Regions from separate parts of the Homo sapiens genome. Here region 1 is linked to region 2. Evidence: read pairs that join two places in POLR2A ChIA-PET (ENCODE). Cell type or tissue: PC-9. All regions are shown on one strand. Links, peaks and the distances in the headings refer to the core of each region. The heading gives the core; the rest is flanking DNA. Region 1 overlaps MARCHF2 (membrane associated ring-CH-type finger 2). Region 2 holds the start of SNAPC2 (small nuclear RNA activating complex polypeptide 2).

Region 1 (7,037 bases), core at 1,448-3,947, 510 kb before region 2:
CCGGCCGTGGTGGTGGGCGCCTGTAATCCCAGCTACTCGGGACGCTGAGGCAGGAGAATGGTGTGAACCTGGGAGGCAGAGCTTGCAGTGAGCCGAGATCGCACCACGGCACTCCAGCCTGGGCGACAGAGCGAGACTCCGTCTCAAAAAAAAAAAAAAAAAAAATAGGTGAATGAATAAATAAACAGTGGTGCTTCCAGATAATGAGATCTTATTCAGTGCTAAAAAGAAACGAAGCTGGGTAAGGTGGCTCATGCCTGTAATCCCAGCACTTTAGGAGGTCGAGGCGTGGGGACCACTTGAGCTCAGGAGTCGAAGGCCAGCCTAGGCAACATAGCGAGACCTTGTCTCTACCAAATATTTAAAAATTAGCCAGGTGTGGTGGCCCAGGCCTGTGGTCCCAGCTACTTAGGAGGCTGGGGTAGGAGAATCATTTGAGCCCTGGAGGTTGACGCTGCAGCAAGCTGTGCTCACGCCACTGCAATCCAACAGAGTGAGATCCTGTCTCAAAAAAAAAAAAAAAAATGCTGGGCGCAGTGGCTCAAACCTGTAATCCCAGCACTTTGGGAGGCCAAGGTGGGTGGATCACCTGAGGTCCAGAGTTTGAGACCAGCCTGACCAACATGGAGAAATCCCATCTCTATTAAAAATACAAAATTAGCCAGGCATGGTGGCGGGTGCCTGTAATTCCAGCTACTCAGGAGGCTGAGGCAAGAGAATCGCTTGAACCTGTGGGGGAGGGGTGCGGAGGCTGCGGTAAGCCGAGATCGCTCCACTTCACTCCAGCCTGGGTGAAAGAGCGAGACTCTGCCTCAAAAAAAAAAAAAAAAAAAAAAAGAAAGCCCTTAAGCCACGAAAATAACCTTAAATGCTTATCACCAAATGAAATAAACCAACCTGAAGATGCTGCATACTGAATGACTCCAACTATAGGACATTCTGGAAAAGGCTAAACCATGGAGACAGTAAAAAGATCAGCAGTGGATAGGGCTTGGGGAAAAGGAGGGTGGCATGAATAGAGAGAGCACAGAGGACTTTTAGGGCAACGAAACTACTCTGTCTGATATTATAATGGTGAATATGGCTGGGTGCAGTGGCTCACACCTGTAATCCTAGCCCTTTGGGAGGCCAAGGTGGGCAGATCACGAGGTCAAGAGATCGAGACCATCCTGGCCAACATGGTGAAACCCCATCTCCAATAAGAATACAAAAATTAGCTGGGCGTGGTGGCACAGGCCTGTAGTCCCAGCTACTCGGGAGGCTGAGGCAGGAGAATCGCTTGAACCCAGGAGGCGGAAGTTGCAGTGAGCCAAGATCGCACCACTGCACTCCAGCCTGGCACACAGTGAGACTCTGTCCCCCCCAAAAAAAAAAATAGTGAATACATGTCATTATACATTCATCAAAACTTATAAATGTCCAACAGCAAGAGTCAACTCCTAGCCTGGGCAACATGGCAAAACCCGGTCTCCACCAAAAAAATACAAAAATTAGCCAGGCGTGGTGCACACATCTGTAATACTAGCTACTCAGGAAGCTGAGGTGGGAGGATCAATTGAGCCTGGGAGGTTGAGGCTGCAGTGAGCCATGATCACGCCACACTGCACTGCAGCCTGGGTGACAAAGAACAATCCTATCCCCTCCCCGCCACACACACACACACACACACACACACACACACACACAGGCCAGGTGCAGTGGCTCACACCTATAATCCCAGCACTCTGGGAAGCCAAGGTTTGAGCCCAGGAGTTTAAGACCAGATACAACAACATAGCAAAACACTGTCTCTACAAAAAATACAAAAACTAGCCAGGTGTGGTAGTGGGCACCTATGGTCCTAGTTACTTGGGAGGGCCGAGGTGGGAGGATCGCTTGAGCCCAGGAGGTAGAGGTTGCAGTGAGCGGAGATCACACCACTGCACTCCAGTCTGAGAGACAGGGCGAGATACCATCTCAAAACAAACAAACAAAAGAAGTGAATCCTAATGTGAACTATGGCTTTAAAGGGATAATGAAGGTTCACTGATTGTAACAAATGCACTGCTTGGGTAAACGATGTTAATAGTGGGGGAGGCTGTGCAAGTTGTGTGCGTATGGAGCAGGGTGATATACAGGAACTCTCTGTACTTTCTGCTAAATTTTGCTGTGAACCTAAAATTGCTCTAAAAATTAGTCTATAAAAAAATTTAAAAATGGCCTAGTGTGGTGGCTCACACCTGTAATCCCAGCACTTTGGGAGGCAGACACGGGCGGATCACGAGGTCAAGAAATCGAGACCATCCTGGCCAACATGGTGAAACCCTGTCTCTACTAAAAATAAAAAAAATTATCTGGGCATGGTGGCGCACACCTGTAGTCCCAGCTACTCGGGAGGCTGAGGCAGGATAATTGCTTGAACCTGAGAGGCAGAAGTTGCAGTGAGCCAAGATCGCGTCACTACACTCTAGCCTGGTGACAGAGCGAGACTCTGTCTCAAAAAAAAAAAAAAAAATTAAAAAATAAATGTTGCTTAGCGCAATGGCTCACGCCTATAATCCCAGCATTTTGGAAGGCCAAGGTGGGCAGATCACCTGAGTCCAGGAGTTCGAGACCAGCCTGGCCAACATGGTGAAAACTCGTCTCTACTAAAAATACAAAAATTAGCCAGACATGGTGGCAGATGCCTTAATCCCAGCTACTCGGGAGGCTGAGGCATGAGGACTGCTTGAACCCGGGAGGCGGAAGTTGCAGTAAACTGAGATTGCACCATTGCACTCTGGCCTGGGCGACACAGTGAGACTCCGGCTAAATAAATAAATAAATAAATAAAGGTCAGTGGTTCACATCCTTTGACCAAGCAAGTTCCCAAGAAACATTTGCATGGACAGTCCCAAAGCACTGTTCATAATGGAAAAAACAAGGAAGTAGAAATAAAACCACACACACATTGGAAAAAATCCCAGTGCCTGTCAAAAGTGATTTGTTAAATAAATATGGTCCACCCATACAATGAATGTCTGCTGGGTGGCTGCCTCGTTGTGTGTGTGGGTTTTTTTTTTTAAAGAACACCAGCAAAATGAAAACAAGCAGATGCTAAAACAGTAGCTATGATTTCATCCTATTTACATATTTTAAAATATGCTGGTAGGGGCAGGGCGCGATGGTTCATGCCTGTAATCTCAGCACTTTGGAAGGCCAAGGTGGGTGGATACCTGAGGTCAAGAGTTCGAGACCAGCCTGGCCAACATGGCGAAACCCCGTCTCTACTAAAAATATAAAAATTGGCTGGGTGTGGTGGCACATGCCTGTAATCCCAGCTACTCAGGAGGCTGAGACAGGAGAATCGCTTGAGCCCAGGAGGCGGAGATGGCAGTGAGCCAACATTGTGCCACTGCACTCTAGCCTGGGTGACAGAGCAAGACCCCGTCTCAAAAAAAAAAAAAAAAAAAAAGAAATGCTGGTAGGTTCATTGAAAAATACTTTGTGAGGCAGGGACTCCCCTACAGCTGGACAATAGTGGTTATGTCTGAGGGGTGAGATTTGGGGGAGCTTTTGCCTCTAAGCAAGGGTTCTGCTGCCTACCAGAGGCCTAGAACAATACCTCACACCCCCATCATTCTGTCTGTCTCTCATTCAGGCTTTTTTTCTTTTTTTTTTTTTTGAGACAGAGTCTTATTCTGTCACTCAGGCACCCAGGCTGGAGTGCAGTGGCACGATCTTGGCTCACTGTAACTTCCACCTCCCAAATTCAAGTGATTCTTGTGCCTCAGCCTCCCGAGTAGCTAGGATTACTGGCATGTGCCACCACACCTGGCTAATTTTTCTTTTCTTTTCTTTTCTTTTTTTTTTTTTTTTTTGAGACGGAGTCTTGCTCTGTTGCCCAGGTTGGAGTGCAATGGTGCAATCTCAGCTCACTGCAACATCTGCCTCCCAGGTTCAATCGATTCTCCTGCCTCAGCCTCTTGAGTAGCTGGGATTACAGGCATGTGCCACCACACACAGCTAATTTTGTATTTTTAGTAGAGACACGGTTTCACCATGTTAGTCAGGCTGGTCTTGAACTCCTGACCTCGTGATCCACCCGCCTCAGCCTCCCAAAGTGCTGGAATTACAGGCGTGAGCCACCGTGCCTGGCCAATTTTTTGTATTTTTAGTAGAAACGGGGTTTCACCATGTTTCTCAGGCTGGTCTTGAACTCCTGACCTCAAGTGATATGCCCCCCTCAGCCTCCCAAAGTGCTGGGATTACAGGCATGAGCCACTGCACCCAGCCTTTTTTTTTTCCTTTTTCTTTTATTAATATTATTATTTTCTTCGAGACAAGGTCAGGCTCTATCACCCAGGCTGAAGTTCAGTGGTGCAATCTCGGCTCACTGCAACCTCTGCCTCCAGTGCTCAAGCGATCCTCCACCTCACCCTCCGGAGTAGCTGAGACTGCAGGCACGCACCACCACGGCCGACAAACTTTTGTATTTTTTCTAGAGATGGGGTTTTGCCACTTTGCCCAGGCTGGTCTCAAACTCGTAAGCTCAAGCAATCTGCCTGCCTCAACCTCCTAAAGTGCTGGGATTACAGGCGTGAGTCACCATGCCCAGCCCCTATTATTATTTTTTGAGATGGGGTCTCACCATCTTGCCCAGGCTGATCTTGAACTCATGGGCTATGGTGATCCTCCTGCTGCAGCCTCCCAAAATACTGGGATTACAGGCAGAAGCACTGCACCCAGGCTTTTTATCTTTTTTTGATACTGGGTCTTGCTTTGTCACCCAGGGTGGAGTATAGTAGTGTGATCACAGCTCACTGCAGCCTCAAATTCTTGGGCTCAAGTGATCCTCCTGACTCAGCCTCCCAGGTAGCTGGGACTACAGGCATGTGCCACCATGCCCAGCTAATTTTTTAAAATTTTTTGTAGCCACGGGGTCTTTCTATGTTGCCCAGGCTGGTCTTGAACTCCTGGCCTCAAGGGATTTTCCCACCTCGGCCTCCTAAAATATTGGGATTACAGGTGTGAGCCAACATGCCCAGCTAATTATTTTCCTTTTGTAGAGATGGGGTCTCCCTAAGTTGCCCTGCTAGTCTAAAACTCCTAACCTCAAGAGATCTTCCCACCTTGGCCTCCAGAGTAGCTGAGAGTGTAAGTGCACACCACCACTAATTTTTAAATTTTTTATAGAGATGGGCATCTGGCTTTGTTGCCCCGTCCTGGTCTTGAACCTTCTTGCTTCAAGCAATCTTCCTGCCTCAGCCTCCCAGTGTGCTAGGACTGCAGATGTTACAACCACTGGGCCTGGCCTCACTCAGTGTTTTCATCTCAGTTCCTCTCTCTCTTCCCCTTCAATTTTTCTTTTCTTTTCTTTCTTTCTTTTTCTTTTTTTAAAGACAGAATCTCACTCTGTCGCCCAGGCTGGAGTACAGTAGCAGGATCTCAGCTCATTGCAACCTCTGGCTTCTGGGTTTAAGCGATGCTCCTGCCTCAACTTCCCTAGTAGCTGGGATGACAGGCACATGCCACCACACCAGGTTAATTTTTTGTATTTTTAGTAGAGATGGGGTTTCACCATGTTGGCCAGGCTGGTCTCAAACTCCTGACCTCAAGGAATCCGCCTGCCTCAGCCTCCCAAAGTATGGGGATTACAGGCATGAGCCACCGCACCTGGCTTTCCTCTTTCAATTTATTTTTGTTTTTATTTTTATTGAGACAGAGTTTTGCTCTTGTCGCCCAGGCTGGAGTGCAGTGGCGCAATATCGGCTCTCTGCAACCTCTGCCTCCCGGGTTCACGTGATTCTCCTGCCTCAGCCTCCCGAGTAGCTGGGATTACAGGCACCCACCACCACGCACAGCTAAATTTTTGTATTTTTAGTAGAGACAAGGTTTCACCATGTTGGCCAGGCTGGTCTTGAACTCCTGGGCTCAGATGATCCACCTGCCTTGGCCTCCCAAAGTGCTGGGATTAAAGGAGTAAGCCACTGTGCCTGGGTTTTCCCTTTCAATTTCTTTCTTTTTTCTTTTTTCCTTTTTTTTTTTTTTTTTTTTTTGAGATCGAGTTTCGCTCTTTTTACACAGGCTAGAGTGCAATGGCATGATCTAGGCTTACTGCAACCTCCGCCTCCCGAGTTCAAGCAATTCTCCTGCCTCAGCCTCCCAAGTAGCTGGGATTAGAAGCATGTGCCACCACACCTGGTTAATTTGTATTTTTAGTAGAGATGGGGTTTCTTCATGCTGGTTAGGCTGGTCTTGAACTCCCTACCTCAGGTGATCCACCCACCTTGGCCTCCCAAAGTGCTGGGATTACAGGCGTGAGCCACCATGCCCAGCCTCAATTTCTTAATCAATATATATTTCCCCACTATCTTGTTCTCCCCCGATCTCTCTCTCAGGCTTTTGCTCCTCTCTGCCCCACTCCTAATCTTGGGGGTTCATGGATGGGGGTTCCTGCACTCAGGTCAAGGTTCACACCTGGCTCAGGGATTCCCTAGACCTTTGTCACATTTGGAATCTCAAGCTCCTGGAGAGGCAGGGTGACCTCAGAAGCTCTCTTCCACCCACGGCCATAGACAGAGGCAGCCAGGGAGCCCCGTGCCCCACAAGCCAGGGGCCAAATCCTTGGCCCTGCTGCTCCCAGCGGCAGAGCTCGAGACGCGTGCTGCACAACCACAGCCACTCACCAGCGTCCAGAGGACATAGATGGTGAAGAGGGCGATGGTGAGGGCAATGAGACCCACGGCCTCCAGCTGGCTGTGGAGCCGGAGGTGGTCCTGGGCCCCGCGCAGGCACAACCAGCCTGAGATGGCGGCCAGCGGTGTGATGAACAGGAAACACACCATGTCGCAGCACAGTGTCCGCTTCTCCGTCCGCGGCCCCGGGTCCTTCAGCCACTGCAGGGGAGAGGATAGGGGGCAGAGGAGAGGGGGCAGAGAAGGGGCTACTGAGGGGGAGGGGTAAGGACCTCCAGGCCTAGGCCTCCCTCTGTCCTTTCCTTCTTTCTTTTTTTTTTTTTTGAGACAGATTCTCACTCTGTTGCCCAGGATGGAGTGCAATGGTGTGATCTCGGCTCA
Region 2 (6,222 bases), core at 1-2,500:
TCCCTTGTATGCTCTGGGCCCCGCTACTGCGCCTTAGTCTCCTGCTGGCCCGGTGTTAGGAGTCCCAGTGACTGCCAAGGCCCCTACCCCACCCAGAGCGTGACCAGCTACCTAAGGAAGTTGTAAGGCCCAGGCCAGTTCCGGCTCCTTCACGCAGCCAGGGCCCAACCCTATGCTGACTACTACCCCGTTCAACTCCCTTCTTCGTCCCCTCTTCTCTATTCCCTCTCACTTCAAGCTCGTATCCTGTCCAACAGCATGCGTTGCTTTTCGCCCGGACTCGGCAGCATCTTACTCCCAGTTCATTCCGCCCGTTTAGCCCTCGCCTCACCCACGCATTACCCCGAGGCTCGCCCCGCCTTTAAAGCTTGCCCTCATCCCGCCCACGCCCCTCCCACGCCTTACTCCCAAAACGGCCCCGCCCTTAAGTCTTGCTATTAACCCGCCCACGCCCCGCCCCCAGGCTCGTCCTGCCCCTCAAACTCACCCACCCACTCTCCAAACCTCAGCGGCACGCACGCCCCGCCCCCGGCATCGCCCCGCCCCTCCGCTTCACTTATGCCCCGCCCACGTCTAGCTCCCAAGCTCGCCCCGCCCCTAGGTCTTCTCTTCCCGTCCACGCCCCGCCCCTCACCCCGCCCAGGCTCACCCACTAACGCCCCGCCACTCAGCCCCACGCCACGCCCCCGCTCGCTTACATTCCTGGCCCCGCCCCGCTGGCTCCTGCCGCAGCCCCGCCCACTCTCCGCCCCACCCCAGCCCCGCCTCCAGCCTGGCTCCGGTCCCGAGAACCGCATCTCACCTCAGCCTCGCTCCGGCCCCGCAGCTCCCGGGCCAGCTCGGTGGCGTCCGGCTCCGGCTGGCCCTGCCGCGCCTGCAGGAGTCGCACTAGCTGCCGCTTCTCGCGAGCGCTCCAGGTCGCGGGACCGGTCACCTCGCCCAGATAGCGCGCCGGGGCCGCTCGCCGCCTGGGAGGTGGCTTCATGCCGCTCAGAAAGAGGCAGGCGCTGTAAGGTCGCTTCTCCGATGGGCGGAGCTACGGGGGCCGCCGAGGTCAGAAAGAACCGCGCGGAGGCGGACGCGCGTGGGGGCGTGGCTTCGCGTTTGGAGGCCCGGGGAACCGCCCCAATGGAAGTGAAGGGGAGATCGGCACCGGAACTGGGGCGGGGCGAAGGAGACCCTCAGCCTGCACTTTATCTCATTCATGAAGTGGAGACGACACCTTGGATCCCATGCCCTCCCTCTGTTGCTGGACTAACTCATGAAGCTACTACTGTGTGCTTTGCTTCTCGCAGAGGGGTGGGTTCTGGCCGAAAGGTCAAGTCCGAAGATCCAGTCGGTCAAGAGCCTGGGCTCTGGGGTCAGACAGGCCTGGGGACTTTGGGCAAGTGATTTAGCCTTGCCGAGCCTCAGTTTCCTCCTCTGTAGACTGGGGCTGATAGTCCCACTCTTGTCTGTGTAAGGTAGAGTGGAGCTCGGGCAGGAGGGATTTAAGGAGCTCTAGACTAGACTGACAATCTAAGAGGAGGGCGAAGTCCAGACCAGGAGGGAACTGGAGCAGAGGCAGAAGGTCGAAGCGGAGCTAGGGCAGGGTCCGGGCGGGGGTAATGGAGAGCGGAGAAGGCCTGGCTTGAGAAAGATCGCAGGAGGCAGATGGGCAGGTGTCCGGGTAAGGAGAGGAGGGAGGGGGAAGGTTTATTTTAAACTTACGCTTGTGGGGTTGGGTGCCGCTTTTTTTTTTTTTTTAGACAGATTTTTGCTCTTGTTGCCCAGGCTGCAGTGCAATGGCGCGATCTCGGCTCACTGCAACCTCTGCCTCCTGGGTTCAAGCGATTCTCCTGCCTCAGCCTCCCCAGCAGCTGGGATTATAAGCACGCGCCACTACGCCCTGCTAATTCTTTTTTTGTTACTTTTTTTAGTAGGGACGGGGTTTCACCATGTCGGCCACGCTGGTCTGGAACTCCTGACCTCAAGTGATCCACCCACCTCGGCCTCCCAATGTGCTGGGATTACAGGCGGGAGCCACCGCGCCCGGCCGGGTGTCGCTTTCTGTTTGAGACAAAACGCCCTACAGTCTCCCATGGCCTGGGAGTGCACACGGGTATATGGGCATATGGGCCCCGTCCCCAGGCTCCACCCCTGTAAGTCACGATTTCTCAGGAATACCCCCCAAGTCCTGCTCCCAGCTTTCTCCCCAAGCCTCCCCACCTATCCCCCACCCCGCACGTTGCGCGCTCACTGACTGCACCAGAACTTAGCCGGTCAGTCCAGAGGTTTATTTTGAGCACAGGTGGGAGGGACAGGGGGAGGAGAGAAGCGCAGGGGTCGTGGCCTCATCAGGTCCGAGGTCCAGGGAGGCGGGTCCGGTCCTGTTGGTCCTGGTCCCGAATTGGTAGCTGGGTGTATCTCCGGACCATGTTGGGGGCGCACCATCCCTGGGAGGGGTGGCTGAGGCTCAGCGAGGGAGGGGACGCTACGCGGGCCACCTCCCTTCCCAGCAGACCACTAGCCTCTTCCATCGGTCTGCATGCCGGGGTGAGAGTGGGAGCCGGGTCCGAATGCTGAGTTCTCCTCGCCTAGTGCCTCTCCTCACCTAATGCCCCTGGCTCGACCCAAAGCCCGCGCCTGCCGCGGGTGACCCACTGCCTGAGTTCGAATCCAAGCTCCACCCAGTATTGTGACTTTTGACAAGTTACTTAATTCAGAGAATGCCTCATCATTCTCGTCTCTAAAATGGGGATTATAATAGTGTCCGCCTAGAGGTTAAGGGGATTAAGTTAGTTCATAGGCGTAAAACATTTACAACAGTGCCTGGAGGCTGGGCGCAGTGGCTCACGCCTGTAATCTCAGCACTTTGGGAGACCGAAGCGGTAGGATCACCTGAGGTCGGGTGTGCGAGACCAGCCTGACCAACATGGAGAAACCCCGTCTCTACTAAAAATACAAAATTAGCCGGGTGTGGTGGCGCATGCCTGTAATCCCAGCTACTCAGGAGGCTGAGGTAGGAGAATCGCTTGAACCCGGGAGGCAGAGGTTGCGGTGAGCCGAGATCGCGCCATTGCACTCCCGCCTGGGCAACAAGAGCGAAACTCCGTCTCAAAAAACAAACAAACAAACAAACAAACAAACAAAAAAACCACAGTGCCTGGCACGAACTAAGCGCTAGGAAGCGTCACTGTCAGATCTCCTACCTCACCCAGCTCCCTCCACCTCCATACCTACCTTCCTCACTGGGACCTCCTGGGCTGGGGACCGCTGGGCGAGGCTCTCGCGGGCGGGCCAGGGGCGTGGGGCGCTGGAAGGGAGAGGCGAGCTGCAGAAGGGCTGCTGCGCGCCACGCCAGGCTAAGGGCGGCCCCTGGGGGCTGCTGCGGGCATCGCGGAGGCAGGCCTAGCTAGGGTTGATCAGGCCCCGCAGGCGGGATCGCGGCCGCCCCGGGTCCCGACGCGCGGGATTAGACTGGGGGCCCGGCTTGGCGGAGGTCGTCGGTACCTGAGTGCGCACAGACGAGACCCAGCCCGGCGGCCAGCGCGGCGCCCAGCACGAAGGCTGCCAACACCAGCGCCACCACCGGCGCGGGTTCCAGGGCCGCGGGGGCCGGCGCGGGAGGCTCAGGGCGCACTGCACGGCCGGGGACACTCTTGGGCGGCCCTGTGGGAAGTGCCACGCTGAGACTGGGTCCAGCTCCCAGGCGTCCTTCCCACCCGCTCTGCCGCCCCACGGCCCCATGCGGAGGAGGACTGCGTGCTCACTGGGGGGCGGCCGCGGCACGGTGACCACGATAGGCTGCGTCAGCGTGTGCAGGTGGGGGCCGTCAGCAGCCAGGCCCTCGGCGCTGCCACTGCCAGTGTCGGCGCACGCCTCGTCCTGAGGCAGACACTGGGGGAGAGGAAGGTGGGGAAGAGACGGGGACATCAGGGCACCGGGATCGTGGCTCTGGTCCCCAGGGCCCCCAAGAGAGACCTGAGTCCAGCTCTCCACCACAGCCAAGATGGGACCCCTGGAAATCCGGCCCCTTAGGGTGCCCTGAGCCCAGCCCCTACGCATACAAGTGGCTAGCCGCCCAGCCCCTAAGGACCCCAAATCCCAGCCCCACAAGATCGCATGGTCCGCGTCTCCCAGCACCTAGCATGTGAGGCCCAGCACCAGGTTCCCAGAAATGTGTCCCCTTAGTGGCCTTCTGCATCCAACCCCCAGCCCTGAAGGATTCCAGAGCTGTCCATGGGGGAACCCAGTGTCCACACTGTCCCCGGAGAAACTCTGTCGGCAGAGATGGACCCTTGCGCCCCACCTCCCCCAACCCCCAGATCCTCAGACCCCGAGAGTATCCTCTTTCCACTGCCAGAGTCGCCCGTGCCCAGCCCCCGAAGGGCCCCAGCGCCCGGATTCCAGGCTCTGCGCCCGCGCACCCGCGATGGCGGCGGCGGCGGCGGCGGCGTCAGAGGCGCAGGCGCCCGGCGGACTCCCCGGAGGCGGCGGCAGCGGCTCAGCTGGCAGTGCAGGAACTGCACCGAGGCGTTGAAGACCGGGCGCAGGCGGAAGCTGAAACGCGCGGGGCGGGCGGCACCCGGGCTCGGCGGCGGCGGTGGCGGGAAGGCGACAGAGGTGTCGGCGGGGCAGCCCTCACGCAGCAGAGCCAGGGCGGGCCCCGGGGCCGGGCGTGAGGACGGCGTCACTGAGCAGCGGTGCAGGGCCAGGCCCCAGCGCGGGGAGGGACGGGCCAAGGCCGCCTGGGGGACGGAGGCGCCATCAGGGATCGCCCGTCCCCACCGGCCCCCATCCGCCCCTGGTGTCCCCGGGGTCCCCACCTGCACGAACACGCGGCTGTCGGCCGGGACCTCGAGCGGCCCCGCGCGGCGAGGAAAGACGTCCTCTGTGTCGGACAGCTTCAGGCTGAAGAGGGGTCTGCGCAGCCAGGGGCCGGGCGCCGCGGGGAACGGGGGAGCTGGCGGGGCGGGGAAGGGCGGCCCAAAGGAGAGAAAACGCGCGCTGCCCTTTAGGCCTCCGGGAAAAGTGACCCGACCACCTCGCCCCCGCCGCCGCCTTTGGAAAAGGGATGCGGTTGCGGCGGCCGATTCACCCATGATGGGCTCCGCGCCACTTTCCCCCCTGACGGTGATGTGCCCCCTGGCGACCCCTGGGACTCGCACAGCCCAGCAACTGAGCCGGTTGCAGAGCCATGCGCCCCTAGAGAAGCCTCCGAAGCTGGCGAAGCCCTCCCTGGGGCGGAAGAGAAGCGGTGAGGAGCACCCGATGGTGGGGTCCGGCTGGGTGAAGTCAGAGCTCCCCCACCTTCCCCAGGGCTGCTCTTGGGGACGCAGCAGGACAGGCGGCTCCCCTTTCTAAGGGGAGATAGGTGCTGTCACCAACGAGGAAGGGAAGTGAAGAGGATACCCTCCCAAGAGGCTCTCCTGGGCACAGCCAAAGCCCAGCCAGGCCACCAAGATCTGAGACGCTTCCACTTGTCCAGGCTGAGGCAGCCATGGGACCCCTCCCCTCTTCGTGCCCCTAAACACACGCTGATGTCTGCCTTCAGGTGCTGAGCGGGGTCCTGGTAAAACGGCTAATCTCCAAATACGAAAGATTGCCTGCACATCCATTTTTCTTGTTTTCTGAGACAGGGTCTCCCTCTGTCGCCCAGGCTGGAGTGCAGTGGTGCGAATACAGCTCACTGCAGCCTCCACCTCCTGGGCTCCAGCCATCCTCCTGCTTCAGCCTCTCGAGTAGCTATGACCACAGCCACTCGCTACCACGGCCATACGGGGTCTATGTTGCCCAGGCTGGTCTGGAACTCCTGGCTTCAAGCGATCCTCTCACCTCAGCCTCTCTTAAGTGCTGGGATTACAGGCATGAGCCCCCTTGTCCATCCGCACACCACACCCACTTCTGAAGAGCACCTGGGTAGACTGGCCCCCTCCCACAACTCTGGCCCTCTCCGTGGCTGCAGGGAGCTTTGCCGAAGTGGGGATGTGAGCCACCCTTGGGATGGGGGACAGAGACCCCACCCCACTCCCCTGCCCTGTCCCCACCCCCATGAGGACCACCACCAAAGGTCTAGTTGAAAGAGAGTGACATCGGTGGGGCGCGGTGGCTCACACCTGTAATCCCAGCACTTTGAAAAGTTCGAGGCGGGCGGATCGCCTGAGGTCAGGAGTTCGAGACCAGCCTGGCCAACATGGGGAAACGCTGTCTCTACTAAAAATACAACAATTAGCCAGGCGT

The links. ChIA-PET counts read pairs that join two places held together with the same protein. Peaks named below come from ENCODE experiments on the same cell type or tissue, not always from the same donor. Only the 100,000 strongest peaks of a DNase experiment are listed, where the experiment ranks them.
Region 1: POLR2A ChIA-PET joins it to region 2 with 19 read pairs; 3 of 35 experiments call an interaction of 5 or more read pairs at or near these places.

The regions. Positions count from the first base shown.
Region 1 is chr19:8,430,478-8,437,514 of GRCh38, reverse strand. MARCHF2 (membrane associated ring-CH-type finger 2) reads right to left here. Exons shown (of 5, transcript NM_001005415.2): 4 at 6,648-6,857. Among named protein-coding and RNA genes, the nearest start is that of HNRNPM, 11 kb to the left of the region's middle. In PC-9, for the core only: no CTCF peak of the experiment used is centred there; a DNase peak (open chromatin) is centred at 2,964; H3K27ac peaks cover 863 bases.
Region 2 is chr19:7,915,130-7,921,351 of GRCh38, reverse strand. TGFBR3L (transforming growth factor beta receptor 3 like) reads right to left here. Exons shown (of 7, transcript NM_001419781.1): 2 at 4,809-4,945; 3 at 4,410-4,730; 4 at 3,753-3,879; 5 at 3,493-3,651; 6 at 3,223-3,295; 7 at 2,255-2,435. The coding sequence ends at 3,228. SNAPC2 (small nuclear RNA activating complex polypeptide 2) reads right to left here and starts at 1,014. Exons shown (of 5, transcript NM_003083.4): 1 at 803-1,014. The coding sequence starts at 985. RefSeq lists silencers at 455-654, 735-964, 3,227-3,296, 3,417-3,506, 3,567-3,666 and 1 more and enhancers at 1,487-1,986, 2,662-3,537, 3,538-4,414, 5,035-5,535. In PC-9, for the core only: no CTCF peak of the experiment used is centred there; DNase peaks (open chromatin) are centred at 501 and 1,011; H3K4me3 peaks cover 1,725 bases; H3K27ac peaks cover 1,215 bases.